Linked DNA regions of Homo sapiens: regions 1, 3, 4, 5 and 6 are each linked to region 2. A link is a loop called in an ENCODE intact Hi-C map of the cell type or tissue named here. Cell type or tissue: endothelial cell of umbilical vein. All regions are shown on one strand. Each heading gives the region's core, and the rest is flanking DNA. Links, peaks and the distances in the headings are about the cores only.

Region 1 (5,425 bases), core at 194-5,193, 79 kb before region 2:
CAGTTTTTTAGTCTCCTTTTTATCCTCTTCTCCTATTTATCTTAACATTGGGTCTCTAGTCCTTTCTATCTACACTCATTCCATAATGTCATCCAGTTTCATCTGTATGAAGAAAATTCCCAAATCTATGATGCTACCTTGAATTTTTCTTTGAACTCCAGACTCAAATTGCATATTTGATTGCTCCACTTGAATGTCTAATAATCATCTCAAACAAAATATTTAAAAGAGAACTATCTTTTCCCTAATACCTACTTCACCTGTAATCTCCATCTCTTTTCATGGTAATGCTATTATATCAAAGACTTTCATCTATTTTTGATTACTGCTATATCCCTAGGAACTAGGCTCTGGTACATTCATTCAACACATACTTGCTGAATGAATATTAATGATTATAGCACTGGACTAGGTGCAATGGCTAACACCTGTAATCCCAGCACTTTGGAAAGCCAAAGTGGGAGGACTGCTTGTGTCCAGGAGTTTTAGACTGGCCTAGGCAACATAGCATGACCTTGTCTCTATAAATCAAAAATTAGCCAGGTGTAGTGGTGCATGCCTGTAGTCCTAGCTACTTGAGAGGCTGAGGTAAGAGGATCGCTTGAGCCTAGGAGGTCAAGGCTGCAGTTACATGTGATTGTGTCACTGCCCTCAGCCTGGGCAACAGAATAAGACCTGGACACACACACACACACACACACATACACACGACTATAGCACTTTATTGCATCCAGGTAACACACTCATAACAAAGTTCTATTTCTGAGGCCAGGTGTGGTGGCTCATGCTTGTAATCCTAGGATTTTGGGATACCAAGGTGGGAGGATTGCTTGAGGCTAAAATTTCAAGGTCAGACCACATCTGTACAAAAGAAAAGTCAGCTGGGTGTGGTGGTGCACACCTGTAGTCTCAGCTACTTGGGAGGCTGAAACAAGAAGATTACTAGAACCACTAGTGGATAGCACCCACTGCACTCCACCCTGGGCAACAGAGACTCTCTCTCTTAAAAGAAAAAAATCCCTATATGTCCTTCCTTTCTTCTCTTTCCTATTTTGTATTTAGAATTCACATGTAATAATCTTAAATTTAATTCAATACTTATTTAATTTCAGACTTTTTCTTCAACAATACTTGACTTGGCTGTCTGACTTAATTTGACAAGGATTCTCCACTTGTTGAATGAGTAAAACCTGCAAGTGCATTTAAAACACAAATGAAGATAAAATAATTTTATTGAAAAATGTATGACAGTGTAATTTTTTTACAATAGTTTATTCTTAAATGTACAGCAGGCTCCAAGACAACATTTCATTCTAGCCAGGTGGCAAGACATGTTATGGCAGATCTTTAAATATGAATGGAATCAAGGGGCACCATTGCCTCAGGCATAAGGAACAGTTCATGGTTTCCCAGATTTCTTAATTCCACCTGTGGCCTGGGGCCCTTCCTCGTAGCCTTTGCTTTTAGCTTCTTGAGTTTCTTTTGCTCCACTTTTGGCTTCTGCTTGAAAAACCTTTATTTTCCTTTTCTATCTCCTTGGTCTGCTTTCTGGGCTGTTTCAGGGGCTTCTTGCCACCTTCATGGCTGGACATGGTGCCTGCTATCCCTTCCACATTTCAAGTCAATATTATTTCGAGTTTTTCAAACCTTTCTGTATATATTGGGTTAAACAAGTTTCCTGAAAGTGAACAAGACATATCAATCACTTGACAACTTTGGATAAAGCCTTTTTGTTGTATTTTCCAGATTTCAGAAAGTGGACGATTTTGTCAGATTATAGACCTTTTGCAACTCAAGTGGCTTCCAATTCCTTGTTTCCAATAAAAGTAGCCAGTTGGCAAATTACTAAAAATGACTCTTGAAGATGGTTCCTTGTGGAATTTTTGCTATGTAACTTAAAAAGAGTTCAAATCATTAAATTATATTGCTATAATAAAATTCCTTCTATACATATTTATAGGACTAGGTTTTTTCAGTACTTACATTTATAAAAAATAAAAAACATGAGTAAAATTGATACTGAGCTGTGTCTCATTAAAATAATTATTATTATTTAGTGAACTAATTGAAAAAATTCTCATTTTATTAAAAGACATATGTCCAATAAAATTTTACTTTTTATGTTCAATTTAGTTATTTATTGAACTTTGTAATATATATGTTGTTTGGAACAATTGTATACTACCAATAATTTCAATGGCTACTTCAATCTAGAAGAAATTATATGGATGAGAGGATTATGGATACAAGCAATTAAAAGTAAATTCATATTTCAAATAACATACATATGTCAGTTGCGGAGAGTATTACAGGGTGATTAAAATAGCATAAAGATATATTTTATTATGGTAAATTATGTGAGGGGCATTCTTTTTGATGCCTAAAAAAAGCAACGATGTAGCATGTATGTTAAATGTTCATTTATGTGTTTTTAAATAGTTGCAAACCAAGTTGCTAGGGTATTTAACTTTCATTGGACGAATTTATAAAAACATGCAGCAGTTTTGTTTTTAAATGTTGTTATTTACAATACACCGGAAACATCACCTTTTGCAATTATTTAAATTTATGATGAAAAATTTGAGAGAACATTTACAAAATATGTGAATGGGTACTTAGCTTTCCATGTTTTGGTAAGTAAGCAAACCAAAAGTGGGAAGATCATTGTTACAGAGAAAATGAAAAGTGCAATTTAGGTAAAGTTGGTGCTTTACTTACTGCGGGTAGCAAAGAGTAGTTGGGAAGAAATGAGGAACAATGAAAGGAGGATTAGCATACGTTATTTGCAGTACAACAGAAGTACCATAGAGGGGCGCTAGAAGACTGAGGGACAGAGAGGTCTTTGGCTGACCCAGCTGGAAGGGAAGTGGCTCTTGGGGCAAGCAAGGGTGAAACAAAATGGCGAAGATTCGTCAAAGATGTTCAGCTGCACAAGGATATGATTGGATTCGTGACCGCAAGTTGGCTTGGGACAACAGATTTCCAGGGAGTTGGAACGCGAAGCTGTTCCAAGCACAGTTGGTGAGTTGGAGTCAGTGCGGATGGAGAGGAACCATGAAGATTTCACCTGGGGGATGCTATAAGTCCATCCTGACCACTCATGGTTCGACTCATGCAAAGCAGTCTGTGTGTCTTACACATAGAAGTGAGAGCACCTCAGGATTTCCCATGCCACTTAGGAAGAGGAATGCAGTGTTGGTTGTAAATGAATAATGGGTTTGCTTACTGAAGACACCCAGACTCTCTTGGTGACTGTAATGATACCTGTGTAAGCAAAAATTTACTTTCCAAAGGCAATCAGTATTTGGTTAAATCAACTACTGAACTTTTTAGAAAGAGTACTTTGTATTTCAGAGTCTCCTGGGTTGTTGGAAAGTAGGAGCTATCGTCCATGAAAGTAGCGATTTAGGAGAATTCCTCCAGGATTTCACAGATGATGGTGCTGCAGAGACGATTTTCCGCCTTGACCATTCAGGTGTTCAGTTGCAATTGTATACTACCAGCTTGTTTATTGGATTAGAAGCAAATCTGGCTAGTGAAATGTAAATCTAAAAACATCTCCAAGACAAAAATAACTGTTTAGATTCTCAATCATTCACATTATTTAAACCCTGATTTCTACTCCAGCTTCTTCCTTTCCTTCAGAAGCACAAATGATCACATCACTATATTTCTATTTTGTAAATACTCCAGTTTTCCCAGCAGGTACTCTTGCCTGTAGAGGAAAATCTGATTTTTTAAATCTGGCATTTAGGGACCTTCACAATTTACCTCAATCTATATTTCTTATTTTATTTTTTTATGATGTCCTTATGTGGAGTCTCAGCACGGTCCATCTGCTTCTCTGCCATCTGAATATGACTTCAGGATATAGCATGTGCCAGACTGAGACACAAAAGATGATTGGTGATCACTTTTAATAGGGCAATCAAGGAGGTTTTCGGAAGGAGATGACATTTGAACTGGTTCCTGATTTGTTGGATTTCAAGGTATGGGTTTAGAGTGAAATATCGAGCTATTGGTGAGAACTTAGATGTGGCCCAGCCTTCTAGGAAATTTATTCCAATAAAAGTCACCAGGAAGCCAGGGACTATTCGTTTTGGTCTTTTCTTATTATATTCTATGCCAGTCTGGTGAAAGTGTCTCCATTAGATGTGTACTTAGGTGTCTTTCAACACATAGAGTTCTGAAGTAGGAACTTCCTGAAATTTGATCCACTAGTAGGCAGAATTTGATACAGGGGCACTTCTGTCTAGTATACTGTTCATGTTGTATTATAATCAAAGAGTGACTACATTCCTATATCTTTCACCTAGAGCATTTTCACATAGGAGTTATCCAGACAGCTCTTAGGCAAAATGGTGATTGAGATCTTTCTTTTTTTGAGACGGAGTCTCACTCTGTTGCCCAGACTGGAGTGCAGTGGCGTGATCTTGGCTCACTGCAAACTCTGCCTCCCAAATTCAAGCTATTCTAGTGCCTCAGTCACCCCAGTAACTGGGATTACAGGCATGCACCAGCACGCCTGGCTAATTTTTGTATTTTTAGTGGAGACGGGGTTTCACCATGTTGGCCAGGCTGGTCTCAAACTCGTGGCCTCAAGTGATTCGCCTGCCACAGCCTCCTAAAGTGGTGATTCGTATCTTTATTGTCAACCTGGGATTCGGAAAAAAAATCCTTAATCAAGAATCTGAGAGTACAGATCCTAGACCTAGCAGTGCCACTTGATGCTAATAAGAACAACAAAAACAAAAGCTTCTCCACCCTGGTTTTCCCACCTGTGAATTTATATAGTAATAATTTTTCTTATTTTTAGGTGTACAGTGGAAATTACATGTTAATATAGGCAAACATTTTTCCAAGAAATAAAAACACCTTAAAATGCAAAGGATCAAATTCCGACCCTTTAGTTCTCTGTGAAGGTACAATTAAGAAAAATGAAAAATATAGGTATGCAAATGTGTTAGATGGTACAGGTGAAGTTCAGGAGAGTCAGGACTTTGTTTTGCATTATATGTTCAGTTCACTTTACCAACATATAGTGAGTATGTGAACAGTGCAAGTATACTGACACTGTTCACATACTCGCTATATGTTGGTAAAGTGAAGGGATGAATGATTGACTGGAGGCATTTAGGAGCCTTCTGCTAGCTGGCTTACCTGGCTGCCAAAGCTCTCTATCTAGGTGACTGGCTGAGTGAAGTCTCCAAACTGTGTATATTTTAAGGATATCTTGCTTCCACCTGCTTTTCTCCTTGTTTTGATAGCAGTAATAGTTAACATTGCTTGAGGACCAAATATGTGCTACTTCTTTACATAAACCATTGGTAATCCCCACAACCCTGAAAAAGTGTTTATTCCTATTTTAAATATCAGGAACTTATGCTCAGAGAGGCTAAATAACTTACTAAAAATGGTATAGCTA
Region 2 (5,425 bases), core at 125-5,124:
CCCACCCTCTACAGCACTACAATTAACATGTCAAACCTAAGCCTTTGGACAGCATCCTTCAGGCTCTCTTCTTTGTAGCCTGCATTGAATCTTTTTCTTTCGGCATCCTCATACAAACCATTTCATTAGTTTCCAATAAAGGGTTCACCTTGAGGGCATATGTCTTATTATTTTACTTTATCCTGAGGGTAATTCACAGAAGAGAATATACAGATGTCCAATAAATATATGCGTGTAGGATATATCACTAGTAGACAGGGTTATGGGAGGATGAATTACCCCAACACAATCTGGCCCACACGTTTTTACCTCTCAATCTTGCTCTCCCATGCTCACTCTCCTCCTGTCACCTTGCTTTCAACATCTCAAGCATGCACCCCTTCAGGGCTTGCACTTACTTTTTTTTTGTTACATTGAAAGTGAAACCTTCCCTACCTATTCTATTTAAAATTTCACCCTCTCCTCCCAGATACTCCCTCATCCCCTCTCTGCTCTGTTTCTCTCATGGCATTTATCACCACCTGACATATGATTGATTGATTGATTATCTATCTACAAACTCTAAATTTAAGCTATATCAGAGCAAAAGTTTTTGTTTGTTTTGATCATTGCTCTATTCTATATCTGGAACATTGCCAAACAATTAATATCCCTCAAATATTTGCTGAATGTATAAATTAACCCTTTTTGGAAAAGGATCTGGCGATATTTATTCATACTAAAAATGTGCACGATAATTTTACTCAGCAATCTTACTTATAGATTAAAGTTGGCTGCATATGAATTTGCTACTCCTCCTATGGATAGGTTTATGTCCAATCCTCTTGAATCTAGGTGGGCTCTATGACTGACTGACCAATAAAATATGGTTGAAAGGACACTGCCAGTTTCCAGGACCAGGCCTTAGGAGATTAGCAGTTTCCATTTTCTCTCTCTTGAACATTTGCTTCTAGAACCAGCTGCCATGCTGTGAGGAAGCCTAAGCAGTCCATGGAGAGGCCTAGGTGGAAAGGAATTGAAGTCCTTTGTTAACAGCTCCCACCAATAGCCAGCAACAACTTGTGGTTGCTCTTGGAAATGAATCCTCTATCCGCATTTGAGCTACCCCAGCCAAAGCTGCATGAGTTGTTGTGCTAAGCATTGCCCCAATTTTAAATTCATAAGCTTTTTTTGGTGTGGTTTGTTATCTAACAATTAATAACTGGAATGCCACTTTTTATGACTCTATCTTATAGAAATAAGAACTCCAGAAAACAAGAATGGACGTATATGGGAATGTTTATAACAATGTCCTTCATGATTTAAAAAAAAGAAAGAAAAAATAAACTAGAAACAACTTGAATGTCCATTCTGTACATTATGGTTAAAAAGTATTGCATAGCTCCATTGTGGACTATATTTGGCTATTTTTTTGTTTATTTTTGAGACAGGATCTCACTCTGTTGCCCAGACTGAAGTGCAGTGGCATGAATAAGGCTCACTGTAGCTTCAACCTCCTGGGCTCAAGCCCACCTCAGCCTCCCCAGCAGCTGGGACCACAGGCACATGCCACTATGCTCAGATAATTAAATTTTCTTTTTTTTATAGAGACGGGTTCTCCCCATGTTGCCCAGGCAGGTTGCAAACTCCTAGGCTCAAGCAATCTTCCCGCGTTGGCCTCCCAAAGTGTTGGGATTACAAGGGCAAGCCACCGTGCCTGGCCATATTTGGCTATTAAACCATATGAGTTAAGGCTATACATATCAACATGGAAGGATATCCAGAAAGATAAACGGAATAAAAAGCAAATTTTGGAGTAAAATGCTTAGTCTAATTTCACGGAAAACAAACAAACAAACAAACAACCTCTATAGGCTGGGCGCAGTGGCTCATGCCTGTAATCCCAGGGCTTTGGGAGGCCAAGGTGGGTGGATCACTTGATGTCAGGAGTTTGAGACCAGCCTGGCCAACATGGTGAAACCTCATCTCTACAAAAATATAAAAATTAGCTGGGGATGGTGGCGTGGACCTATAGTTCCAGCTACTCTGGAGGCGGAGGCAGGAGAATGACTTGAACCCAGGAGGCAGAGGTTGCAGTGAGCTGAGACCATGCCACTGTATTCCAGCCTGGGAAACAGACCCAAGATTCCATCTCAAAAAAAAAAAAAAAAAAAAAGAAGAAGAAGAAAGAAAACAGTATAAATATGTATACTTTACATATATTTACACAAACATAAAACATAAAAAATATAAAGAATCTATACACCAAATTATTAATGGTGATTTTGTCAAGAAAATGGGATTGAGTAGGGAAGCTAGAAACTGTTTTTTTCTTTAAACTCTTCTATATTCATTAAACTATTACAAAAAAGTCACAAAAAAATTACTTTTGTAACTAAAAAAATATCCTGGGTTTCAAGCAAAGTGGTGGTGATATGCGTGTATGAATGCAGGTATATATTTATTGGGGAACTTTCTTAGAAGTGCTGCTCTGTTCAAGGAGAGTGGTTTCTTTGTGGGCGCAAGGTTGGGGAGAGGGCCTCAGGGGCTAGTGACATTGAATCCGTTTTCTTCCATTTCTGACAATGCCTTTGTTGGGGAACAGCAATACAAGTGTGACTAGAAGAAAAAGAGAAAGATTATGTTTCTGCTTTAGTGTAGTCAGTCCTCCTACGTGTTAGCAGGGAGGAAATCTTCAATACTGGTATGACAGGGCCAAGCTTTGTGGTGGTTTTGGAACCTGGTTATAGGGATTTCCAAGTGGAAAACAAAACTGTCTAGTTACTAATTTTGGAAGTTTTCAGATACCTTTGACTCCTTTTTAGGGGATCTTCTTAGAAATAGGTTTTCAGAGGGTGACTAGTAAATCATTTTCCTTCACGTGGAAGAAGGGGAGAATACTTCTGTAATGTAGTGATTTATTTGCTGTGTGGAGAGGCGATGTGAAAGCAGAACTTGCTTTGAAGATTAGGGACCTGTCTTTCATTAGTGGTGAGGAAGTGGAAAGAGGAATCAAAAGAACCAGGCTCTGATCCTGGTTCTACTACTGACTAGCTGACTAGCTGACTGACCTCTCTGAGCCTCTGTTTACTTTTCTACAAGGAGATATTACACAGAAAGAAAGATTATGCCTTTCATTGCCTATAGAAAACGATCAGAATATGTGCTTTCCTACAGGAGTTTATAAAAATAGGTTACGTCTCACCGTTACAGCAGCTAGATGGCACCACCACCTCTAACATTTCTTTTTTAATGCTTCAACTGTAATTGCAGCTGGTACAGAATGTGCTTTCTTTCCTTCCATGATAGCATCTGTCAAAAGCTATGACTTTTAGATGAAAAGGAATTTAGCTATGTTGCTTCGAGACATCATGGATCTCTCCAAAGGAGATTCAGCATAGATAAACCTGAAGTCTTTGAGAAAACTAAAAGCCAGTAATTGTAGAAGATAATCACTGTATTGTAATTGTCCCTTGGGTATTAGTTGCCCTAATTTCATCAGAGTTCTCTCTTTGTTCCCCAGAAGACATGCTGACAGGCTTAGCCTGAGGGAGTGAAATTATGTGAGCTGGGCAGTGTTGCGGTTAGGGAGACTCTGTCCTTACCACATCTCTAGCTACAAGGAAAGAGACCTCCTATGCTTTGTTGACTGTAGAATCATAGATTTTTAGCAATCCTACTTCTGCATTTTACAACTAGGTACATGAGACCCAGAGAGTTGAAGTGATTTGCTAAAAAAATAGTATATACTAGTCTCAATACTCTTATTTCTTGTTTTTCCACTTGACTGCTTCTGCCTGTTTTTTGTGTATGTGTGTGTTTTTAACTTAAATAGACTGCCTTGGGGGTTACAGCTAAATGGGAATTTGAGGGATCGCTTAATATTAAAAAAAATCCCATAAGCAGGGTGGAATTTTAAACTATTTTTATCTCCCTTATCACCAATGCGCTTCAAAGAAAGGATGATTTGGGCAACTGGGGAATCATGTGATCAAACCCTCTGCGATGAAAGTTTTCTATTTCTTATAAACACGTTTAAGTAATATTTTGCGTGTCTTACAATATTGTACCGAAAAATTATGTGAGAATTGAGAGTAAAAATTAAGAGTAAAAATTTGGAGTTTTCTAAAATAATCCTTTAGGAACAGCTCAATATTTAATTATTTCTCTGCCAAAGAAGTTAGTTTTCATTTTTCAAAATTTACTTCTTATTTGTAATTTTTTTTTTTCAGTTTGCAAGATGCTGAAGAACATGCTTAATTAGCCCTTTCCCTCTTTAGTTTTACCTTTATCAATTTAAACATAAAAGTTGTGCATTCAGCTTCATCCATGCTCTGGTGTGCATGAGCAACAATTATGGAAGGAGTGATATGCTAGCATGTTGTTCATTTTCTTGTTTTTTCTTTCTTCAAATATTGGGTTACTGAATTGTGAATTCCAGGGAGTTGCTAGGATTTTAGAAACCTGCTTGAAAGACTATTGGCATTTTACTGGGTAGCATAGTCATATTTTTTCCTTTACATTCATCAAGTCTATTCCTTTCACTAAAAAATAATCATTAGTTTATATTTTTTCTTTTATGGTTTTATTTACAAACTTTTTAAGTCCATATGTACTGTGTTGCAACTAGAAATCACTTTACCCAGAACTCTGAGATGAGCATGGTGAACAGGTTTATTAGGAAATTATGCTGATAGTAATTTGATATTTTGGGGGTAGTGTTTCCTAGTCTGTCTGAAAATTATAAGATGGAGAAAATAAACTGAAGGAATGTTGCATGATAATAGTTATATTTATAGTGTATGTTGACAATGAAAACACATAGTGACAAAAAGCAACTATGAATTCAGTAACACTGTACCTGACTTGGTATTTTATTAGTCACAAAACACACATATATATATATTTTTTAAATAGGAATACTTTTGTGAGCAAACTATATTATTCATTTAGTTAACAGATAGTACTAGATGCATCTAAGAATTTAGTTGCAGTTTCTCTGGAGCTTTTGGTATCAAACCGCTGTTCACCCAGCGCAGGAAGACCAGATATCCACACTGAGGTTTGCAGCAGGAGAAAGGAAAGTGTTTATTTGCAGAGTGCCAAGCAAGGAGAATCAGGCAGTTCATGCTTAAGACTCAAACTCCCAGAGGGCTTACTGTAAGATTCTCCCCGGGCCTGAAAGCTTAAGATGAATAACTCCTCCCTTTTCAGGCCCAGTCCCAAGGCGCAACTTGCGCCAGCAGGGTGCGCCAGCAGGGTGCGCCAGCAGGGTGCGCCAGCAGGGTGCGCCAGCAGGGTGCGCCAGCAGGGTGCGCCAGCAGGGTGCGCCAGCAGGGTGCGCGATAGCAGAAGCAGGAAGAGAGCCGGGGGAAGACACCTACCCTGGCCGGAAGACACGAAGATCCAGAAAAAGGCCATCCGGGTACAACGTAGCAGTTACATC
Region 3 (5,425 bases), core at 191-5,190, 120 kb before region 2:
ATTAAAGGGATTCTGCACAGCAAAATAAACTATCAACAGAGTAAACAGGCAACTTATGGAATTGGAGAAAATATTTGCAAACTATGCATCTGACAAAGGTTTCATGTCCAGAATCAATAAAGAACTTAAACAAATTTGCAAGCAAAAAACCAACAACCCCATTAAAAAGTGGGGTAAGGACATGAACACTTTTCCAAAGAAGAGATACATGCAATCAATAAGCATATGAAAAACGCTCAACATCACTAATAATTAGAGGAATGTAAATCAAAACCAAAATGAGACACCATCTCATACCAGTAAGAATGGCTAATATTAAAAAAATTTTAAAAAAAACAGATGCTGGCAAGGTTGTGGATAAAACGGAATGCTTATACACTGCTGGTGGGAATGTAAATTAGTTCAGCCATTGTGGAAAGCAGTGTGGTGATTTCTCAAAGCTCTTTAAACAGAAATACTATTTGACCCAGGAATTCCATTATTGGGTATATACCCAAAGGAATATAAATCATTCTACTATAAAGACACATGCATGGTATGTTCATTGCAGCACTATCCACAACAGCAAAGACAGAATTAACCTAAATGCCCATCAACAGTAGACTAGATAAAGAAAATGTGGTGCCTATACACCCTGGAGTACTATGCAGTCACAAAAAAGAATAAGATCACATCTTTTGTGACAACATGGATGGAGCTGGAGGCCATTATCCTAAGCAAACTAATGCAGGAAACAGAAAAATGAATATTCACGTTCTCACTTATAAATGGGGCCTAAACAATGAGAACACATGGATCCACTAGGAGAGGAACAACAGACCCTGGGGCCTACTTGAGGGTAGAGGGTAAGAGGAGGGAGAGGGTCAGAAAAGTACCCATCAGGTACTATGCTTATTACTCAGGTGACAACATTACCTGTGTGCTAAACCTCCAAAACACACAGTTTGCCTATATAATAAACCTGCACATGTACCCCTAAACCTAAAATTAAAGATAAAAAAAGGATTGAAAAAAGATTCGCAATACATTTTCAATAGCTGAATCAGATGCTGCAATATAAGCATTAAGAGAAGGAGGAAGAGATAATTGGTATCTCATATCTAGGATATGATTTCCTATTTTCAAGCTGAGTTGATAAAACTGCCTTGTTTTGCATGGAAACAGTTGGGAACTGAAAGGCTTGTCCTCAAAAAATTGCTTTTTTGAGTCATATATTTTAATTATTATTATTTTTTTGGAGACAAGAGTCTTGCTCTGTAACCCAGGCTGGAGTGCAGTGGTATGATCTCAGCTCACTGCAACCTCCACCTCCCAGGTAAGCACTTCTCCTTCCTCAGCCTTCCAAGTAGCTGGGATTACAGGCACGTGACACCATGCCTGGCTAATTTTTTTTTTTTTTTTTCTAAGTAGAGATGGAGTTTCACCATATTGGTCAGGCTGGTCTCGAACTCCTGACGTCAAGTATCCACCTATCTTGGCCTCCCAAAGTGCTGGGATTACAGGCATGAGCCACTGCACTCAGCCTTTGAGTGATATATTTTAATATTATCAGCACTTGATTTCAAGAGACAGAAACCCGCTCAAGCAAGTTTAAACAAACAAAAAATGGCATGGCCAGATTCAGAGGCTTTAATGATGAATCCAGTCTCTATCTCTGCTTCCCTTCACGTGCTAACTTCAGTTTTACGAAAGCTATTTCCATGTGCCAGGAGAAAAGGGCCACTAATTTTTCTATTTTATCTTTACATCTTTGTAGCTCAAGATCCCAGAGGAAGAGGAGCCATCTTTCCCAGTGGCTTTACCGGAAAAGTCCCTGAGCCAGTCACTGTGCCCACTGGAAGACAAATGGAGACTTGCCAAGCTTTGGTCATGAACTCACTGGGACTGCAGGAGACTGGGTCAGCCCCACCAAAATAATGCAGAAGGTAAATACTTGGTTTTTCAAAGGAAAGGTGGGAAAACCCAGCCCAATAAATGTGTTTTCCTTTTGGTCACACAAATCATATACAATATGTGCTCATTTTATAAAATTACACACTCCCCACTACATTTTAAAAAGGATATATTGACAATGTACTATTCTTGCTTTATAGAGATGATAGATAGGTGATAGATAATAGATTAGATAGATGATAGAGATAGATTAGATAGATGATAGCTAGCTAGCTAGCTAGATAGATAGATTAGGGCATCAGTGATAGGGTCAGTATAGGCCTGGGTGCTGGAGCTACAAAGATGAGTGAGGCCTGGGGTTTCTAACCTCATGAAACTTATAGAAAAACTTAAATAAGTAAACAAACATTACAAAACAGTGTAATTATCACTAACAGGTTTGATATTAGAAAATAATTTTGTACAAAGGAATACAATTTTTTAAAGTATTATTTCTTTCCTTCTTTGGCTTTTGAGGGTACAAATGTAATGACAAACATGCTGGATTGGGAGTCAGTAGGCTTTGGGCAACCTCTACCTCTGTGACCTTAAGCATGGACAAAAATTACCACTTTGGTTCTCCGTTTTCACTAGTGGAAAATGAGAAGGTTGAAGTATATGATCCCCTAGATTCCTCTAAGTTAAAAATTCTAAATATTTGCATGCATGAGACTATAGTAATCAATGGTGACTTCGTTGGAATTCTTGATAGGTCAGGATGTATATAAACTGAAAAGCCACTAGATGTCACGCTTGTCACAGATTTTTGCTATTCTAATTTTTTTTTTTGTAAATATCAAGATCTGGGAGTTGAGCAGGACCTTAAAAACTGTATTTGTTCAATCATATCTGTTAATTAAAAAAAAAGACTATTTGGACTGGATAGATCAAATTACTTAGCTAAATTCACACTGCTAGCTAGCATTAATACCAGACCTCCTGATTTCTATTCCAGTGGAGCCATCTCTCTTTAAAATGAATGATGTTTGAAATGATGTTTTTACATCAGCTGTCAACTTTGGTAATGATAATTTTTTCTTTTTCTTCTTGAACTATCACTCAAAGTAATTTGGGGAACCAATTGTTAAAAAATTCTATGATTCAATATAATATCAATAACAATAGATAAAAAGTAGTTATTACTCATAGATTACTAGACTGCCTTAAAACCCTATTTGAAGATAATTTACAGGATGATGTAAGAAATTGGGTAGATGTGAATAAAAGTGGAAATTAAAGTTCACACACACCTAGCTTATCTGAATTTCGGACTTTGGGAATTTCAGGTTTTCTTTTCTTAAAATGGCTCTGGATAGAAAATAAGTTTTTTAAAACAGCTTTCTTTGAGAAGTGAAATAACTTTTAGGTTTCTGAACCAAACTAATTAACATTAATTTTTATGTAATCCTTTGAACTTTGTCTAACATGCAGTTCTTAATAATTGTGGTTCTCTTATTTATGATTCCCAATACTTAGTTGTGCGAGAGGATTTGAGAGAGAAACAGGGCTGTAAGAGGCAGAATTGCAGCAGATAGCCTGATAAGAGGAGAGGGGAGGATTGCTAGACTCAAAGAAACAAATCTATCTTACATCATTACAAAATAACAGATGTTTCTGATTACAACCTTGTGTCTTCGAGAACAGGTTAAATTATATTGACAGTGCTTTGTGACATACAAGCCTTTTGAGAAGGATTTTCTACAAAATGTTCAAAATGAAGTCTTGGTGTCCAAAAGCAGTTAAATATTGCTTATATAGGGAAGTCATTTATGTAATTCTTATAACTGTGAAGTTACAATAAATCCTTTTTCCAGAGTGAGTGTAAGGTTGGATTATGTATATAAATAGTGAGCCTGTTAATACTGGCTCTGTTGCCTCAGTAAACTGAGAAGAATAATACTACTGCACAGAGGTGCTGTTGGATATTTGAAGGAGTTGTGGAAAATGGAAAGTTCTATATAGTTGTAAGCTATCAAGATGATGATAGTTAGAAAACGTGAATGGACACATTCTCCCAAGAAGAGCTCTCCCTGTGGAGATGAGCTACGGAAACTGGAAGAGCTCAACATTAAAGAGCTAGAACATATGGGAAGCCCAGAGGTTAACTTCTCTGTGGATGATGAAGTAGCTGGACTAATCTACTTTCCAAAAGTTAAGAAGTGATCACAGAGATTCTTCCAGAGATGAGAAAATGGGACCACTCTCTGAATCAATACTGAGATGTGATGTGTCATGAATGCAGGTAAAACCATGGCTATCCAAATAGGATGGAGCTTTGCGACCGTAAGAGACCAGCTCTTGCATTCGTTCTCCCCATCTTTGTTCTGCTTTCCCTGCTCACTTCCAAAATGAAGGAAAGCCAGGACCTGTGTAATATCTTTCTTGAGCTATTTTCAGTTGTATTTTTTATCTATTCCTGGGTTGGAAAATTGAGGCCTTCGGCTGTTTTTCCTGTTTTCTGTGGTCAGGCTTCAGTATTTTTCTACCTCTTTTTAAATCCTCTTGATGAACTTATACTTAAAAAACAAAAGTTGCATGTTGCAGGAATATTCCAGTTGGTTTCAGAGAGGGAGCAAGACAAGTTGGATATCACGTGCCCATATCTCTCATGTATGTGCTAACTGGATTTCTACATTCCCTCAAATTACTTCATGTTTTGCAAAATTGTTGTGTTAGAATCAGCAAACAATTAGAAAATGTACTTTATTTCAGTGTGGCAATTTTATATTCTCTTCTCTATTACTGAAACAAATTATTTCCCACATATTTTGATAACATTATAGTGGTGCTAGTCACATTGTTGTAAGGTGGCGTCAGCGTTCCCATGATAAACTTTGTCAAGCTCTTGTAACTTGGCTACAAAACTCTACCTCGAGTTTGAGACTTGCTTTAATCCCAGAGCCATCTAGGAAAGAAAATAAATTTATCTTAAATTGGACAAAATGTTAGCGATAAAATAATTAACAGTGAAAACCTCCTCCCATTGCTCAAATCTTGATGCTATTTTTCAACAACTCCAATCCCGAAAACATCATTTTTTGAATTTAGTAAATTTTCTCATTCTGTATGAATTTTCATGTAATTTGGAAGTTCATCTTTAGATCAGAGAAGGACATTTTATCTCTGCAAATAAACCAATTAAATATCTGGGTGAGAAAATTCTATTTTTTAAAAGTTTCTTATTTTTAACTAAGTCGTTTCCTAAAGGTTACACAATGGAAGGACAGAAAGGGCAGCCAAGAGCCCTGGAGGCACCATTTGTTCTGATGCTGTCTTTTTTCAATTTAAGAAATAAAGCCACAGAAATCCTGCTTCACTCGCCTTTTCTCTCTTGAGTTGTTTTTTTTTTCCTTTCTAAAGTTTGAGTTCAAATTCTTGTTATTTTGATAGAAAGGGAGTTCTGGTGATAAAAGTGAATAGAACATAGCTACACATCAAATTCACTTTGTAAAAATGTCTCTTCAGAGATTATCAGTAAGTGAGCCAAGGTGCT
Region 4 (5,425 bases), core at 230-5,229, 810 kb after region 2:
CCAGCCCTGACATTGGCGTGAGCCAATAAGGTCTCTGCCTCTGTCTCTGTCCCTCTCCCTTTGCGTCTCTGTTTCTCTCTGTATCTCTCTTCATGTCTCTCTCTGTCTCTGCAACTCTGTCTCTCTCTCATCATGTTCATTGTTTTTTTTTGAGATAGGATTTTACTATATTCCCCAGGCTGGAGATACATATGTGTAGATAGATAGATAGATAGATAGATAGATAGATAGATAGATAGATAGATAGATAGATAGATAGATGGATGCAGAGACAGAGAGAGACATGAAGAGAGATACAGATAGAGACACAAAGTGAGCACGTGTACAATTCCAGTAAACACACTGTGCATGCAGCCCCTACCAAGTGCTGGCAGGCCGCTGCACATGCGGACAGCCCACCCCAAAGGAAGAATCAGGGGAGAAGTAACGCAAGACCCCAGAAGTATGCCAACATATAAAACCCCAAGTCAAAAGGTCAAACCACGTATTTGATCCCTGAAGTCCCCTGCTTGACCCTCTTCCAAGTGTACTTTCCTTCCTTTCATTCCTGCTCTAAAGCTTTTTAATAAACTTTCACTCCTGCTCTAACACTTGCCTCAGTCTCTCCTTCTGCCTTATGCCCCTTGGTCAAATTTTGTCTTCTGGGGAGGCAAGAATTGAGGTTGCTGCAGACCCCCACCATTACGCCACTGTTAACAGGCTGAAGTGTTCCTCCTGTCTCGGCCTCCCAAAGTGCTGGGATTACAGGCATGAGCCACCACATCTGGCGTGGAATTAATATTCTATCCCCATTCTTCTACCCCTTAAGCTTCCCTGGGCTCTAAAATTACCTCTTTTTCTGAATTCAACAAAAATGTTTCATTTGCTTCTTAGGGTAAAAGATCATAACTATGTAATGAGAGGTAATAAGCAAATCTTCTCCAAGGTCTGAACAAGAGCTCCATTTTCCCAAGGGGATTTGCACTTAAAAAGAAGATCTAAAAACAAAACAAAAATCCCACACGAATCAAGCTGTATTTGGTGAAACTCTAGGAAGTGCGACTAAGGAGTTTTCCCGCACTATGGAAAGTAATTTTTCAGAGGTGCTCTGCAGATAGAATCAACACTGTTGGGCATTGCACTTGGGGTTTCTGGGTGTTTCTAAGTGGCAAAGAGCAGGGAATCCTCAGATTCTCTTCCAGAGTTTCCATTTCTCCATCTAGATGGCTCCCAGCAGTGCTGAGTCCAGCTTCTGTAGCTCCCAGTGGGGCTGAGTCCAGCTTCTGTAGCTCCCAGTGGGGCTGAGTCCAGCTTCTGTAGCTCCCAGTGGGGCTGAGTCCAGCTTCTGTAGCTCCCAGTGGGGCTGAATCCGGCTTCTGTAGCTTCACAGCCTCTCCTGTCCATCCTCAGGCCCAGCTACTGGCTGCTTTGTTTTCCACAGGGCAGCTTCCTGGGCTATGTGACCTTTGTCTCGGGGTAAGGTCCTGCCTGAATCCTGGTGCAGAAATATTATCCCTGGGTGTCACATCTCCCCTCTTGCCTCGCCCCAGGAGGCTTACCTCTAATCTCAAATGTAATGTATAGCCATAAGAAATCAACTAGGGGACCACGTGTGGTGGCTCATGTCTGTAATCCCAGCACTTTGGGAGGCCAAGGCAGGTGGTTCACTGGAGGCCAGGAGTTTGAGACCAGCCTGGGCAACAAGGTGAAACCCCGTCTCTACTAAAAATACAAAAATTAGCCGGGCATGGTGGCGCACACCTGTAATTCCAGCTACTGGGAGGCTGAGGTGGGAGGATCACTTGAGCCCAGGAGGCAGAGTTTAGCTGAGCTGGGATCATGCCACTGTACTCCAGCCTGGGCAACAGAGTGAGACCCTGCCTCAAAAAAGAAAAAAAAAAAGAATAAAGAAATCAACTAGGGAACTTATTAAAAATGCAGATTCAGGATTCCAGATTCTGATTCCTTAGGTTGGGATGCAGGCCAGAAAGCTGCATTTTTACAAGCAGCTCAGATGCAGGCAGGAGGCAGTCTTTACTTGGAGAAATAGTGCAAAGGGAGATGGGGTGAGCTATTAGCATCACCCACTCTCTTAAATCTCCGCTCTTTTCTAGTAAGCTCTGACTCTGTTATTGATGCAGCTGGGCCATCTGCTCACAACCTCAAAACGAAACAAATGAAACCAACAAACAAAAGATGGAATGCTGCTTCTAGGAATTTCTGTGCCATTTTTCTCTTTTCTTTCTGTTTACAAAGGGATGGGCCTTTTTTGTGATGTAGTCTTTAGTGACAAAACTGAGGACAAATGATACCCTCCTCTCCCACTCAGTTTTTGCCATATTTGCAGAAGGCTGATGATGTGGCCTGAAAGTAAACACATAAGAAAGAAGCAGCAGCCAGCTCAAAGAATTATCAAATGAAAGCTAGGACAATCAAGAGTTAAACGCAATTGTTAACGCAGTGACTGTTATAAACTTGGGTTAGAACCAGCAGCCGTAGGGGAGAATCAATAGTCAAAATGACATAATCTATTTGGCCAATTGAAGGGTTCATTTCTATGGCCTCTGGGAAGAGGCACAGAGCCCCCCACACCTGGAAGTAATTATCCCAGCCTGGCCTCCTGCCCAGGCCCAAGTCACTTCTCTGACCGAAATCCATGCGCCCTCTCGTGGTGGAGGTAAAGGACGATAGAAAATTGAGAGTTGTTATATTCTTGCATTTCACCGCTCTTCCATTGGACACCCAGACAGAGCTTTTTTAAGGATCTGCAGGTGCAGAGTCCTCCTCGAAGCTGCAGCAGGACCGTGTGAGGTAAAGAAGCTGCAGCAGGACTGTGTGACAGGTAATAGTGTCCTCGCTCTGGTGGCATCCCCAGATTTAGTCTATGCATGTCAAACATTAGTTGGGTACTTTGATACTTCACAAATGCAGACATTGAGCAGCTGTGCTTAAAAGCACAGTTCTTTCTGGCCCAATTCTATACATTAAACCCAGTCAACCCACCGGTGCATGTCACAGAAAGCAGTGAATAAAAATCAAGCCCCGGCCAGGCCCGGTGGCTCACGCCTGTAATCATAGCACTTTGGGAAGCCGAGGCAGGCGGATTGCCTGAGCTCAGGAGTTCAGGACCAGCCTCGGCAAAATGGTGAAACCCCGTCTCTACTAAAATACAAAAAAAAAAAAAAAAAAAAAAATCAACTCCCAAATTCAGCCTGGCACCCAAACTTCAATCCCAATCCTGCCTGCCCAGCTTCCCCAATCCTATGCGGGGTCTGCTTTTCTAGCCCAACACTCAGCCCTCATTATGGATCCCAGAATCTGCTCCCAGGGCAGGAGCTTTCATTCACCCTGCAGCCCTGGGTTCCACGTGGCTGGCATATCCATCCCTCCTCTCCTACAATCCCAATCAGGGAAAATCTCACAACTCATAACCTGAAAATAATAGAAAAAGACCTCAGAACCTTCAAAAGGGGCTATCCATTAGTCAGACACTCTACTCACACACATGATTTTTTCATTTTTAACTGTAAATTACAGAGACATATTCTACTGTTTTAAAAATTCAAATCCAACATACAGAAGCCATTGTTATTCCTGAACTTTCTATATGTTTTCACATACATAAATGTACTAGAGAAATATTGAGTTTTATTGTTTGTGGAGCTTTTTATTAGCATAAATAGGATGATATTATATCTGTCTTCTTTTTCTTTTACAGCTTGATTTTTTTCTTTATATATAAATATATATAAATATATATATATATTTTAAACAGGATCATGCTCTGTCATTCAGGCTAAAGTGCTGAGGCATGATCATGGCTCACTGCAGCCTTGACCTTCTGGGCTCAAGCAATCCTCCTGCCTCAGCCTCCTAAACTGCTGCAATTACAGGCAGGAGTCACCATGCCCAGCTTACAGCTTGACTTTTTAAATTAACAATAAGATATGTTTTATCAATAAACCTTTCCATGTACATTTCTCTGAAGCCATTTAGTTCTTTTTTTTCTTTTTCAGATGGAGTCTCACTCTGCTGCCAAGGCTGGAGTGCAATGGCATGATCTTGGCTCAATGAAACATCTGCCTCCCGGGTTCAAGCAATTCTCCTGCCTTAGCCTCCCGAGTAGCTGGGATCACAGGCACATGCCACCATGCTCTGCTAAATTTTTTGTGTTTTTAGTAGAGATGAGGTTTCACCATGTTGGCCAGGCTGGTCTTGAACTCCTAACCTCAAGTGATCCACCCACCTCGGCCTACCAAAATGCTGGGATTATAGGAATGAGCCACAGCGCCTGGCCTACTTATTTCTCTTTAACTGCTGCATACTACTCCATAGTGCTTAGAAAGCCAAAATAATACTTTTTTCTGCCTTTCCTAAGTCTGGAATCAATGGAGGAATAAGAAAATGGAGGCAGACAGATATAAATCAAAAGCTGACAGTGTTGTTAACAAGCTGATGGGAAAACATAGTTTAAGGGTGCATCTAGAAGGACTTGCCAATATTTTACCCCTGAACAAATACAGACTTACCTGTTGGGCCACAGGCATCCCTGGACATCCAACATGTGTGTGAAACAGGCTTCAGAGCTTGCCACAGAGCAGGGCAAAGGCCAGAATGATCTCCAAGCAAACATCGTGGAAGACGGCAGGGAAAGAACTGAGCAAAGGTGCCCAGGCCCTTGTACTTAAGTCACCAATCAAGCAAATTAGTCCTCTTCTCATAGAGATGAGTGAGTGGATAAGGAGTGGGAGAGAGAACAGGAGTGTTACTCTAGAATATAACTGAGGCCAGGGAAATGGAGATTCCCCTAAACATTTTCCAGATTTTCAGTCGTGCAACCCTTTCAGCTCAAAAATCTGCCAGAGCACAGCTAACTCCCCCTTCCTCCTGGGAGAAGAGATCAGGCATGTACCAGAACGTTCCTGGCTTCTACATTCATGAATCTATTCCCTCAATACCAGCCACTGCTCTTTTGTAGATCTGTCTCGCGGACAGTTTATATTTTGGCCTCAGCAGACTCTAATATGGGTTAGAGCAGCCCATTAACTTCCAGACCATGATATTACCTAAGCCAAAAATGTGCTCCATATTCTGTTTCCCATCAAAAACATGCCCGGTCATATTGTCCAATGTAACTCACTAAAGGTTATACAATTAAATAAAATGACCGCAAAAAGCTACTCCTTTCAAAAATGCAATACCTAACACAATATAGCCCATATATGAAAAACTCACACCTGGCATCATATTAAATAGTGAAAGACTGAAAACTTTTCTTCTAAGATCAGGAACAAGACAAGGATGCATGTTTTCACCACTTCTGTTCAGTAGAGTACTGGAAGTTCTACCGGACCAATTAGGCAGGAAAAAGAAATAAAAGCCATCCAAATTGGAAAGGATGAAGGCATCTGTTCACAGATGATATAATCTTACACTTAGAAAATGA
Region 5 (5,425 bases), core at 179-5,178, 360 kb after region 2:
TCCAGAGCAAACATAGTCCATTTATAAATGAAAGGAGGATTTTGCTGTCAACCTAGAAGTTTCACCTGAGATCTGGGGAAAGAAAGCCCCACCCTCGCTCTTTTAGTCTCTTACCTCATTGCCCGGGAGCAAACACCCCCCACGCATAAAACTCAGTCTTGGTCTCTGAAAATGTAGGCATAGGCATCTCTGCTTAGCTTTGCAGTAGATAAAACAAAAGCAGTTAATATGTAAATCTCCTCAAGAGAGATGGTTTCAATATAGTTTTGTAACATCAACAATTATATCTGAAATGAGGTTTCTCTTGAATCAAAGATCATATCTTCCTGTACTCTAGTCTTAGGATAGAGTACAGAGACTCTACCTGTTATTCAAAAGTTGCCTGGGCACCACAGGAGAGGTGAAAAGGAAAAATCTGTGGTTAGGAAGGAGATGTGCCCCCTTCTGAGGGGTCAAGAATATCCTGAGGGGTCAAGAATACAATGAAGGCCAGATGCAGTGGTTCACGTCTGCAATCCCAGCACTTTGGGAGGCCGAAGCAGGTGGATCACTTGAGCCCAGGAGTTCAAGACCAGCCTGGGCACTATGTTGAAACCCCGTCTCTACAAAAATACAAAAACAAAAACAAAACACAGCAGGGCATGGAGGCGCACACCTGTGGTCCCAGCTACCCAGGAGGCTGAGGTGGGAGGCTCACTTGAGCCCAGGAAATTGAGGCTGCAATGAGCACTTGAGCCCAGGAGTTCGAGACCAGCCTGGGCACTATGCTGAAACCCTGTCTCTACAAAAATTAAAAAAAAAAAAAAACAAAAAAACACAGCAGAGCATAGAGACACATGCCTGTGGTCCCAGCTACCCAGAAGGCTGAGGTGGGAGGATCACTTGAGCCCAGGAGGTTAAGGCTGCAGTGAGCAGTGATGGCACCACTATACTCACTCAGCCTGAGCAACAGAGTGAGACTTCATCTCAAAAATTAAAAAAATTTTTAAAAATGTTTTTAAACTGTCCAAAAAGATTAAATATAAATATATATTTTTCTTCATATATATCTATATATATAAAACAATAGAAAGAGAAGAGGGTTACTAATCAGGCAGGGATGGATTTGAATCCTGACTTCACTGTACTTAACTTAGTATCATACCATGAACAAATTCCACAAACCCTGTGAACCTGGGATTTTTCATCTTTAAGAGGGTGATAATCATTCCTACTTTCAAAAGAAGACTTCTATGATGACTAAATGAGAGTATGTTTGTGAAAGGTCCTAACCTAGAACTTGCCTCATGAGAAGTACTTAGGAACATTTCAGTACACACACACAGCTCGTCCGATAGGCCTGGGCATATGTGCCCTCAAATCTATTCCTCACCCCTACCCTGTTTTTTCTTTCTATCACAAAGGGCATAGCCTCCTGCAGGCTACTTTCCCCATACTCCCATATTGCCTGGCTTCTGGCTGGGTTTCACCCATGGGAAATATTTGTGGGAATTAGAAGGCAGGGGTTATAGGGACAACCCAAGGTATTTTATTCCCCTTTTCCTGCCCCCAGCCTTTAGTGGTTGCTCTGGTAGCAGCTACATTTTCTTTACGTCCCTTCTAGCAGACAGACCCACGACAATTCCAGCTTTGGTCAAGTGGTCTCAGTCCCTTAGGCATGGTGAGTGCCACTTCCTTCCAGCTGACGGATGATAATGCCTGGCCTCGGGGTTCACTCACTGAAGCTTATGCAGCCTGGTTTGGCTCTCTACTTCTCCATCACTTGTGTAACTAGTTCCCTTCATCAGAATCCCTGTTTTAGATGCTGAAGGTAGTTTTGGTGTTTCTGGTTTTCTGGTTAGATCCCAACTAATACAGTTCTTTTCCTCTTTCCTTGGCAGTGAGAGCAGAGGGAGCAATATAAAGATTGGGAAACAGCCTGCCTCAGATTTACTGAATCCCAGCAGACTTTGCTGTAGTTACCTCCCTATTCTTTAGCTCTTCGGTCTTCCGGTCTTAGCTTTGACTTAAACATCACTTGCTCCCTCTAAGTGATCAATATGATCCAATGATCTATAGAGAAGGAAAGTACCAAGAAGCATATACCACTACCAAAGTGAGTGGTTTGAAGGGTACCATGGGTCTCTTCAAATAGAAGAGCCAGTTAGTTTAGTTGTTCATCATCCTAAAGATTAGAAAGCAGGGCTTTCCAGCAGGTAAAATAACTAACAATGGGCTAGAAGTGTTCTGATGTGCAAAGTAGGTGGACAAGATGGGCAGTATTAGTGCCTTGGGAGAAACCACTTGAGGGACCTTTTATTCACTTCACTCAGATGTCCGCACAAGTGACACCTCAGAGAAGCCTGACCACCCCGTCTAGAGTAGTACCATCATCACCATTGCTAATCTCTTTTCTGTCACTTCAAAGCACTTGTGAATATCTACATTTATTCCTTTATCATTTGTTGCCTTCTCTAGCAATGGAAGCCTCAGGAGGTCAAGAGCTTTATTTATAATTTGTCACTAAAAGTCAAGAACTTAGCACTGTATCTGACACTCGCAGTAGACACTCAGAAAATATGTACTGAGTGAATGACTGAATGTGACAGGGTGCCTTGTGTATGGACGTGCCTTCTCCAGGCTACACATGCCCTATCTCAGGCAAAGGTATTACCAACTTCTACCTGCAAATCCCAAATTAACCACCAGGAGGCCCTTCTATGCCTTAACAGAAAGCATGCAATCACCTGGTTTCAAGCAATGGGTTATTGTCACTTCTGAGAATCTCTTTTTCTTCTTCTTCTTCTCCTTCTCCTTCTCCTTCTTCTTCTTCTTTTCTTCTTCTTCTTCTTCTTTCTTTTTCTCCTTCTCCTTCTTCTCCTTCTTCTTTCTTCTTCTTCCTTCTTCTTCCTCTTCGTCTTCTTTTCTTCTGCCTCTTCCTTTTCCTCCTCCTCTTCCTCTTCCTCCTCCTCCCTTCTCCTTCTCCTTCTTCTTCTTCTCCCCCTCGTCCTCCTCCTTCTTCTTCTTCTTATAGCCTTATTGAGATATACTGCATATACCATGAAATTCACCCTTTTAAAGTACACAATTCATCAGTTTTTAGATATTAGCAGAGTTGTGCAACTATCACCATTATCTAATTCAGAAGATTTTCGTCATCCCAAGAAGAAACTGCATAGCCATTAGCAGTCACTCCCCCACTCCTACCCCAGTACCTAGAAACCACTAATCTACTTTCTGTGTCTATAAATGTGCCTATTCTTCACATTTCATACAAATGGAATAGTATATTATGTAACCTTTTGTGACTGTGTTCTTGCGCTCAGCATAATATTTTCAAGATCTGTCCATGTTACTGCAGGTACCAGCATTTCTTCCCTTTTTATTGCCAAATACTTTACTGTATGGATATACCCTATTCTTCCTTTCATCAGTTGCTGGAAATCTGGGTTGTTTCCATTTTTTGGCCATCATGAATAATGCTGCTATGAAAATTTGTACACAAGTTTTTGTGTGGACATATATTTTCTTGTATCCCCCCAGCTTTATTAAGATATAATTGGCAAATAAAAATTGTATATGTTTATGATATACAATGTGATACTTCGCTGTTTACTTATCTGAGTTTATCTTGTTTTGTCTCTTCTTTTTTTTTTTTTTTTTTAAGAAAGAATCTTACTCTGTTGCCCAGGCTGGAGTGTAGTGGTGCAATCTTGGCTCACTGCAACTTCTGCCTCCCGGGTTAAAGCAATTCTCATGCCTCAGCCTCCCGAGTAGCTGGGACTACAGCTAATTTTTGTATTTTTAGTAGAGGCAGGGTTTTACCATGTTGGCCAGGCTGGTCTCGAACTCCTGACCTCAACTGATCCATCTGCCTCAGCCTCCCACAATGCTGGGATTACAGGTGTGAGCCACTGCACCTGGCCTTGATTTTGCCTCTTTAATCCTTATTGGTTTTTGCTTTCTGAATATCTACCTGGACCTTTTCTTCTATTCCTTGCTCATGTATTTGCATGAATACCTAGCTAGCCTCTGACTCCATCTTTTAAACTAGCTACAAACTCACGTGTATGTCTTGGCTTCTCACTATTGACCTAACTGCTACTGACACCTTAGACTCCCAGTTCCTGGTTCTCTTTTCTTATGTATATCCATGTTCCATGTGTCCCAGCACTCACATGTTAAAATAACAGAAAGAGAAGACATAGAGGAAAAAATAGGATATACTGAAAATGGAACATTTTCTGCTCTACTATTTTGTCCTGGGTTGGACTTAACCAAGAGCACCTTGAGTTTCGACTTGTTTGAGCTGATGACTGAATATATAACCTTGAGGAAAGTTATTTGACCTTGAAGTCCAGCTTTCCCCAAGGTAACTATGCTATAAAGCAGAAAGCTAATGCAGAGCTGCACATTGCCAGAGGAGCTCCAATGCTGGGCTGATAAATAATAAGTAGAATTAGTCCTGCTAATCCCTAGTTGCTGCAGGCTTCTGTGCTAAGTTCATAATGTTGAAGTAACACCTTTTCAATTCCTTACATAACAGTATTTTGTGCTTTGGAACAGCCTCACTGACCTCCCTGTCTTACTTAGATAGCAGTGGTGGAATGGAGAATATTTGGCCTGGGAGTTAAGAAAGTTGGATTCCAGTTTCAAGCCTACCACTCATTAGCTATGTGACTGGACATTTCACCTCTTAGGACCTTCCTGTTCTCATTTCTATATAAACAGTTTGGACTTCGATGATCTCTGAAAGAATTTCAAGCTTTACAATCCCATGTAACCAAGAAAATAAGTAAGCGCATTCTCTACGGGGCACCTACAAAATTTGCTGGTGTATGTATGGTTTTTGCCAAAATGACACTCAAAACAACATCTTGACTATGATGTGGTGAGAGGAACTCTGGAATCTCAGTGCTTTTTTTTTTTTTAACAGTCTCCTTCAGCTTTTTTTGGCTTCCATTTCTTCACCTATAAAATAAAGAGTTTGAGCAAGATCATCTTCAGCCACCTTTCTTTTTCTGAGGTTTTATAATTTCTGCATTTCTGTGACTATAAAAAGTATGGCCAGGCACTGTGGCTCATGCCTGCAATCCCAACACTTTGGGAGGCTAAGGCAGAAGGATTAGTTGAGCCCAGGAGTTTGAGACCAAGTCTGGGCAACATAGCGAGACCCCCCATCTCTACAAAAAAAATTTGAAAAATTATAAATTGTCCAGATGTGGTGGCTCATGCCTGTAATCCCAGCACTTTGAGAGGCCGAGGTGGGTGGATCACCTGAGGTCAGGAGTTCGAGACCAGCCTGACCAATATGATGAAACGCCATCTGTACTAAAAATACAAAAATTAGCCAGGCATGGTGACATGTGCCTGTAATCCCAGGTACTGGGGAGGCTGAGACAGGAGAATCGCTTAAACCCAGGAGGTGGAGGTTGCAGTGAGCCGA
Region 6 (5,425 bases), core at 302-5,301, 120 kb after region 2:
ATGCAAAGTGTACTGGTTTTGGTTGGTTTTTGTTTGTTTAACATTTGACACATTCTAGGAGGTACGATTGTTTCGGTTACCTAAACTGTGTTTTATACTATATGAATGAACTTACCCAGGGAATGGAGTAGATGAAAAAGAGAAAGCAGGAAGGAAATCTCAAAGGGATATTTTTATTTCTACAAAATAGCAGACTTGTAGCTTTCCTATCAAAGAAAGAATAATAATTAATTATGGGCCAGCAGCATGAACATGGGCAGCTCCTGGGAGCTTGTTGGAAATACAGACTATCAAATACCACCACAGACCCACTGAATGTGCATTTTCACAAGATCATGTGATTCCTATGCATATTTAAGTGTGAGTAGCCCTGATAAGGTACCCCTCCCCTGTATTATCTAGAAGCACTTTCTGTATTTGTGGTATTCTGCTAGGTGGGGGGTTCTACCCACCTAGCCCAGTGTTTACATTTAGATAAAAGGCTTTAAGCCTTAAGCTGTGAAAGATGTTTATGTAATTTACAACATTACTGATTAAAAGAGAAAGATGTATAAAGCACCAGGAGCTCTAGTTCCATTAAAACTGAACCGTAGGTGTGGTATCTGTTTCACGTGTAAGTAAGCCAGCTTTTTTTCAGTTAACCAGTACAAAGTAATTTAAATTCTTTGCGTCTTGGATTTCACTTGTTGTTAGAAGCTCTGGGCCTAAAAGTTATTATGCAATTTTGAATGAATCTTATAGGGGGTCAGTTTTTAGACAGTTGTGTCTGAAGACTGAGGATGCTATCTGCCCAAGGGGAGAGGGCATACTTTGGAAATTTTGGCACCTTTGGCTGAAAGGAATGTTTGTGGCCTGACTATATTTACTCCGCCTGCCTGAGATTATTCTGTTAGTATTTTGATATAAACCCATGGTAAAAAAGATGAGTATTAAGGAAAATCCGTAAATTATGCTTGCATCAGATTGAGAATTTTGCATTCCACTATCATTGCCTGAGGACATTTGGAGAACTATTAATATATTTAAATGATATAATAGTCCCTAAATGCAGAACCACAGAGAGTGTATTAACCTAAGTATTCTGGACAAATATTAGCAGATTGAATGATGTCAGTATGAACTAAGCCGCTACCAGCTTGAATCTGTTGATACAATTTGCAGTCACATTAAATAGTCAGTTTTATTCATTAAATGACAACTTCATCCTCCAAAAACCCATCTTGTTTGTAGTGTGATATGAATGGAGAAAAGCAGATAAAAAGCAAATATCAGGGCTTTGTTCTTAGCAGTACAGTTTAAGCAATTTTCTCAACACCCTCGTTTAATTTTCTTTCAAGGAATACCTACTATCTGTTAAACACTTTCCACCTGCCCAGTGTTCTAAACTTAATGAAACAACATGGCAGTAACTTTTGCAAAAGGCAGCATTTTCTAATGAAAATGCTCTTTGGTTAAGGAACACCAGAAACACACTTTTAGTTGAACAAGTTGATGATTTATTATTTGATAAAATGAAAGAGAATAAATCCCATGGAATCGTGGGACATCTCAGTAATAGTGTTGTTATGAGTGAATATTTGTGTCCCCCCAAAATTCATATGTTGAAGCCCTGATCTTGATGTAATTGTATTTAGAGACGGGGCCTTTGGGAGGTAATTAGACTTGGATGAAGTCATGAAGATGTGGCCATCATGATGGGATTAGTGCCGTTATAAGAAGAGATATGGTGGGAGTTTCCTTTTCCTCCCACCCCTGCCATATGTGGACACAACGAGAAGGCAGCAGCCATCTACAAGTCAGGAAGTCACCCCTCACCACAAACAGACCACGGTAGCACCCTGACCTCAGACTTCCAGGCTCCAGAACTGTAAGAAAATAAATTCTACTGTTTAAGTCACCCATTCTATGGCATTTTATATGGCAGCCTGAGCAGACCAATACAAGGGTGCTGGAAAGAACCTATAATAGCATTTGAGCATTGGTGGGGTGACTTTTGGGAGGGTCCAAGAAAGCAGAGATTTGCTCTAGATTGGGTACTCTCAAAAAGTGGGGACAATTCCGTGACTGGGTATCTCAGTGAACAGAGAGGGCAGACAAGAAAGAGGATAAAGCTATTTTTTTGTAAAGGAACAGCAGTCACTCATATTAGCCAGGAGATAGGGAGGTTGGGTATTTCGTGGGGGACATAATGACCTTGATTTTGTCTATGCTAAGATAAAATTATAAACTGACGTTGTTTTGTCTCACTTTATCATGGTCTCAGAGTGACCTTTTCTGATATTGGTGTCATGTGAAATTGTTTATGTCCTACAGGGAAATAACATGGCCTAACTGTGAGTACAAGGCCAGCTTCTTAACAACAGTGAAGCCCAGCCACACATGTCAGACTAGTTCCAGATATTACAGGCTGATTTCCTTTTCACTAGCTAGAAAATTGTTTTCTAGATGTTTTGGAAGAATTATTCCTTCCAGTAGCAAAATATATTTTATTTTAATAAAAGTATTTTTGATTTAGAGTCTTTAATTCATTCAATAAGCAAACATTGAATAGATAAAAGGACCATACATAGACTCTTAAAATTTCAGTTGTGAAATAAAGCTTAAACAGCATCTAATTCAATCTCTCGTTTGATACTGGTATCCTTTCTCTGACATTGCTGCCTAGTAATTGCCTAGTCTGTGTTGGAATGGTTCCAATAAGAGGAAGCACTCACCTTCCTGAGAGAATTCATTCCATAAGTTGAATAATCAAGTTAGACTTTGATTCGTTGTATATTTCATCTATTGGCTTTATTTGTACCCCTGAAGCAACAGAGAGCAAAACTAGTGTTTTCCATAAGAAAGGCATTCTAATCAAGGAAAAAATAATTCACACAAACTAATTCAAAGAAAAAAGTAATTTTTTTTAAAAAAGGCTACAACAGGCAATATCAAAGACAATAAAAAGAAATTCCCATCACACTGAAGCAAGCTAAGCCTCTTCCTCACGTCTTCCAGAGTCATACCATCTCTGATTTCTATTTTTCACTGAGTGTCCTTCCCATTTTTTCCTGCTTGCCAATCAGCATTCTGTTTCCCATTTTACTCGTAGCTTCAGCCAGCTGATTACTTTGGCTTACGGTGGTCCTAGCTCCAATGGAAACTGAAATCCCAAATCTACAGGATATTTTATCTTAAGAGCTTATGAACTTATGAGCTTAAGTGACTCAGTTTTGGATTAGTTCAAATTTAAGGGTAAGGGAAATCTGCTTGGATCAGTTCAGCCTATGATTTTTCTTCCTCTAGGTCAGGTGTTCAGTCTTGTCTAATTGTTCTACTTCTTAAAATGCAGCTTTTGTAGACAAGGGCCAGCACTGTGTTCATTACAGAAACTATTCAAGGTTCAAAGAGTTATTTAGAAATGTACCAGATTAGGGTAGAGGATGTGAAAATATAGAACCATTTAGGAAAATGGTCCCTAAACATACGAAAAATGCTCAACTCACTCATAATATGAATATAAAATAAAACTACTCTGTAATGCCATTTTTCACAGGCCTGTAAAATTGTGGAGTAAAATGTTAGATATGTTAGCCAATATAGCATATCAGAGGCTGTGAGGAAGTAGACCTTTTTACACATTGCTAGTAGGAGTATATATTAGTACAGTTTCTATGGAGATTAATTTGACAATGTGTTCGATTTAGATTTTCATCATTAGGGACGGAATAAATTCATTAAGATGCAGTCATAGAATGAAAACCTATGTAAAAATGATAAACATAGAAATACTTTACTTAGTGATATGGTATTTCCACATAAAAAAAAAAAATCCCACCTTCCTGGGCCCTTCCCCCATCCCCAAAATATCCATTAAAGAAACTAGACTCTGCTACACTGACAGAAGAGGGCACCATTGAACTAAAAATTTTGTAAGCCACCACACATCTACGAAATGGATTAGACAAAAGTGAATAAATCTATACAAATCTGCTATCTACTATAACAAAATCAAAATCAAAATTTTCATCCGATAAAAATTTGTCTTCAGAAAGCATCACGAAGCAGAAGAAAAATGTAATAAAAAGCTCCAAACTTGATTTAGAATTCTTAAGCATTTGTTGATATGAAAACATTAAAGGCAAAGTGGACAAAAAGCTATAGAAATCAAAAGAGATTGACTAAACTCAGGAAAGAAATTAGGAAAAGGAGAAAATTATCATAAATATGAAGACTAAATTAAAGAGTGCCTAAGGGAGGACAGACTGAAATGAAAATTTTATGGTATATTGAAGTAGGAAAACATAAAAGATATTGAAAAGTGACACACAGAAAAGTAAAATGGAACAGAAAAGAAGTGGCTGAAATGGAAGACAGGCAAAGAAGAAGACATATTAATTATAGTCTTTGTGGGTACACTAGCATGTCAGAAATCATCACTAAAGAACTTATCCATGTAACCAAAAACCACCAGTCCCCCAAAAACTATCGAAATAATAATAATAAAAAAAACTATAGTCCCTGAAGCAGAAAAAGAAAACAATAGAACAGGGCTAATATTTAAAACTTTAATTCGAGAACACTTTCCAGAAATAAATGAAGACCTGTATGTGCATATAGTAAGAGCTCAGTGGGTAGCTGGAAAAATCAACCTGGAATGGTGAACTTTGAGGCACATCCTAGTAAAACTATTAGATTTTGAAATCTAAAAAATAATTTTCTTAAGCCCTCCTACCAAAAATATTAAATGATTTACAAGGAGGAAAACATAGACTGGAGTCAGACTTCTCCAAAACAACATACAAAGTAAGACAGCAATAGAGCAACTGTGCAGAGTGGGGAGTGTGGAACTAGGAAGAAATTTTGCATTGGGGATTCTTTATTCAGATCTTAGAACAATAGGTAAAGTCTACTAGGGATGGTTTTTTTTTCTAAATAAAGGGACAACTGGGAAAACTTCAGAAATGGGGTATATGGTAAACATCTACTAGATTTTATCATAGATATGAGATTAAAAGAAATATGGGTACAAAGATATAAGTATAATGTAGAAATATTACATGTTCTGACAATGTAATGATGCAAACAAAAGAGAGAGGATAAAAGAGAGGTAAAGGTAAATAGGAAAGAGAAATAAGCTCTTGGTAGTATATTTTATATGTGAGAATTAAAGGATCATTAAAAACTGATAAATAAGAAGGTAACAGACAACTGAAAAAAATTATTTGCAATATACAGCCAAATAAAGGGCTAGTATCCCTAATGTATAAAGAACTATTAAAATTGAGAAGAAACACCAAAAGCTTGGTAGAAAAGATATGAACAATTTACAAAAAGAGATATAAAATTGACCCTTAAGTATTTGAAAAGTTATTCAGCCTCACTGATAATATAGAAGTGCAAATTGAAACTACAGAAATATATTTTTCATCTCTCAGATTGGAAA

Evidence for each region. Hi-C counts contacts between places; a loop is a spot of excess contacts. Peaks named below come from ENCODE experiments on the same cell type or tissue, not always from the same donor. Only the 100,000 strongest peaks of a DNase experiment are listed, where the experiment ranks them.
Region 1: a loop joins it to region 2, with 7 times the contacts of the local background. A loop is called at or near these places in 6 of 110 quality-filtered maps.
Region 3: it touches region 2 in a loop (7-fold over the local background); 10 of 110 quality-filtered maps call a loop at or near these places.
Region 4: a loop joins it to region 2, with 3 times the contacts of the local background. A loop is called at or near these places in 2 of 110 quality-filtered maps.
Region 5: it touches region 2 in a loop (6-fold over the local background); 4 of 110 quality-filtered maps call a loop at or near these places.
Region 6: it touches region 2 in a loop (2.8-fold over the local background); 7 of 110 quality-filtered maps call a loop at or near these places.

Annotation. Positions count from the first base shown.
Region 1 is chr5:33,377,412-33,382,836 of GRCh38, reverse strand. It overlaps the pseudogene LOC112267948. Among named protein-coding and RNA genes, the nearest start is that of TARS1-DT, 61 kb to the left of the region's middle. In endothelial cell of umbilical vein, for the core only: a CTCF peak has its summit at 2,805; a DNase peak (open chromatin) is centred at 2,826; H3K27me3 peaks cover 176 bases.
Region 2 is chr5:33,297,902-33,303,326 of GRCh38, reverse strand. LOC124900637 (a long non-coding RNA gene) reads left to right here and starts at 5,354. Exons shown (of 2, transcript XR_007058725.1): 1 at 5,354-5,425. RefSeq lists an enhancer at 3,133-3,658. In endothelial cell of umbilical vein, for the core only: a CTCF peak has its summit at 3,194; a DNase peak (open chromatin) is centred at 3,216.
Region 3 is chr5:33,420,478-33,425,902 of GRCh38, reverse strand. It overlaps TARS1-DT (TARS1 divergent transcript), which reads left to right. Exons shown (of 3, transcript XR_001742630.2): 2 at 1,757-1,925. Among named protein-coding and RNA genes, the nearest start is that of TARS1-DT, 17 kb to the left of the region's middle. In endothelial cell of umbilical vein, for the core only: CTCF peaks have their summits at 2,472 and 2,677 (motif pointing right); a DNase peak (open chromatin) is centred at 2,692.
Region 4 is chr5:32,487,110-32,492,534 of GRCh38, reverse strand. No RefSeq gene overlaps it. Among named protein-coding and RNA genes, the nearest start is that of ZFR, 45 kb to the right of the region's middle. In endothelial cell of umbilical vein, for the core only: a CTCF peak has its summit at 2,649 (motif pointing left); a DNase peak (open chromatin) is centred at 2,594.
Region 5 is chr5:32,939,872-32,945,296 of GRCh38, reverse strand. No RefSeq gene overlaps it. Among named protein-coding and RNA genes, the nearest start is that of LINC02120, 4.9 kb to the left of the region's middle. In endothelial cell of umbilical vein, for the core only: a CTCF peak has its summit at 2,669 (motif pointing right); no DNase peak of the experiment used is centred there.
Region 6 is chr5:33,179,559-33,184,983 of GRCh38, reverse strand. No RefSeq gene overlaps it. Among named protein-coding and RNA genes, the nearest start is that of LINC02160, 47 kb to the left of the region's middle. In endothelial cell of umbilical vein, for the core only: no CTCF peak of the experiment used is centred there; no DNase peak of the experiment used is centred there.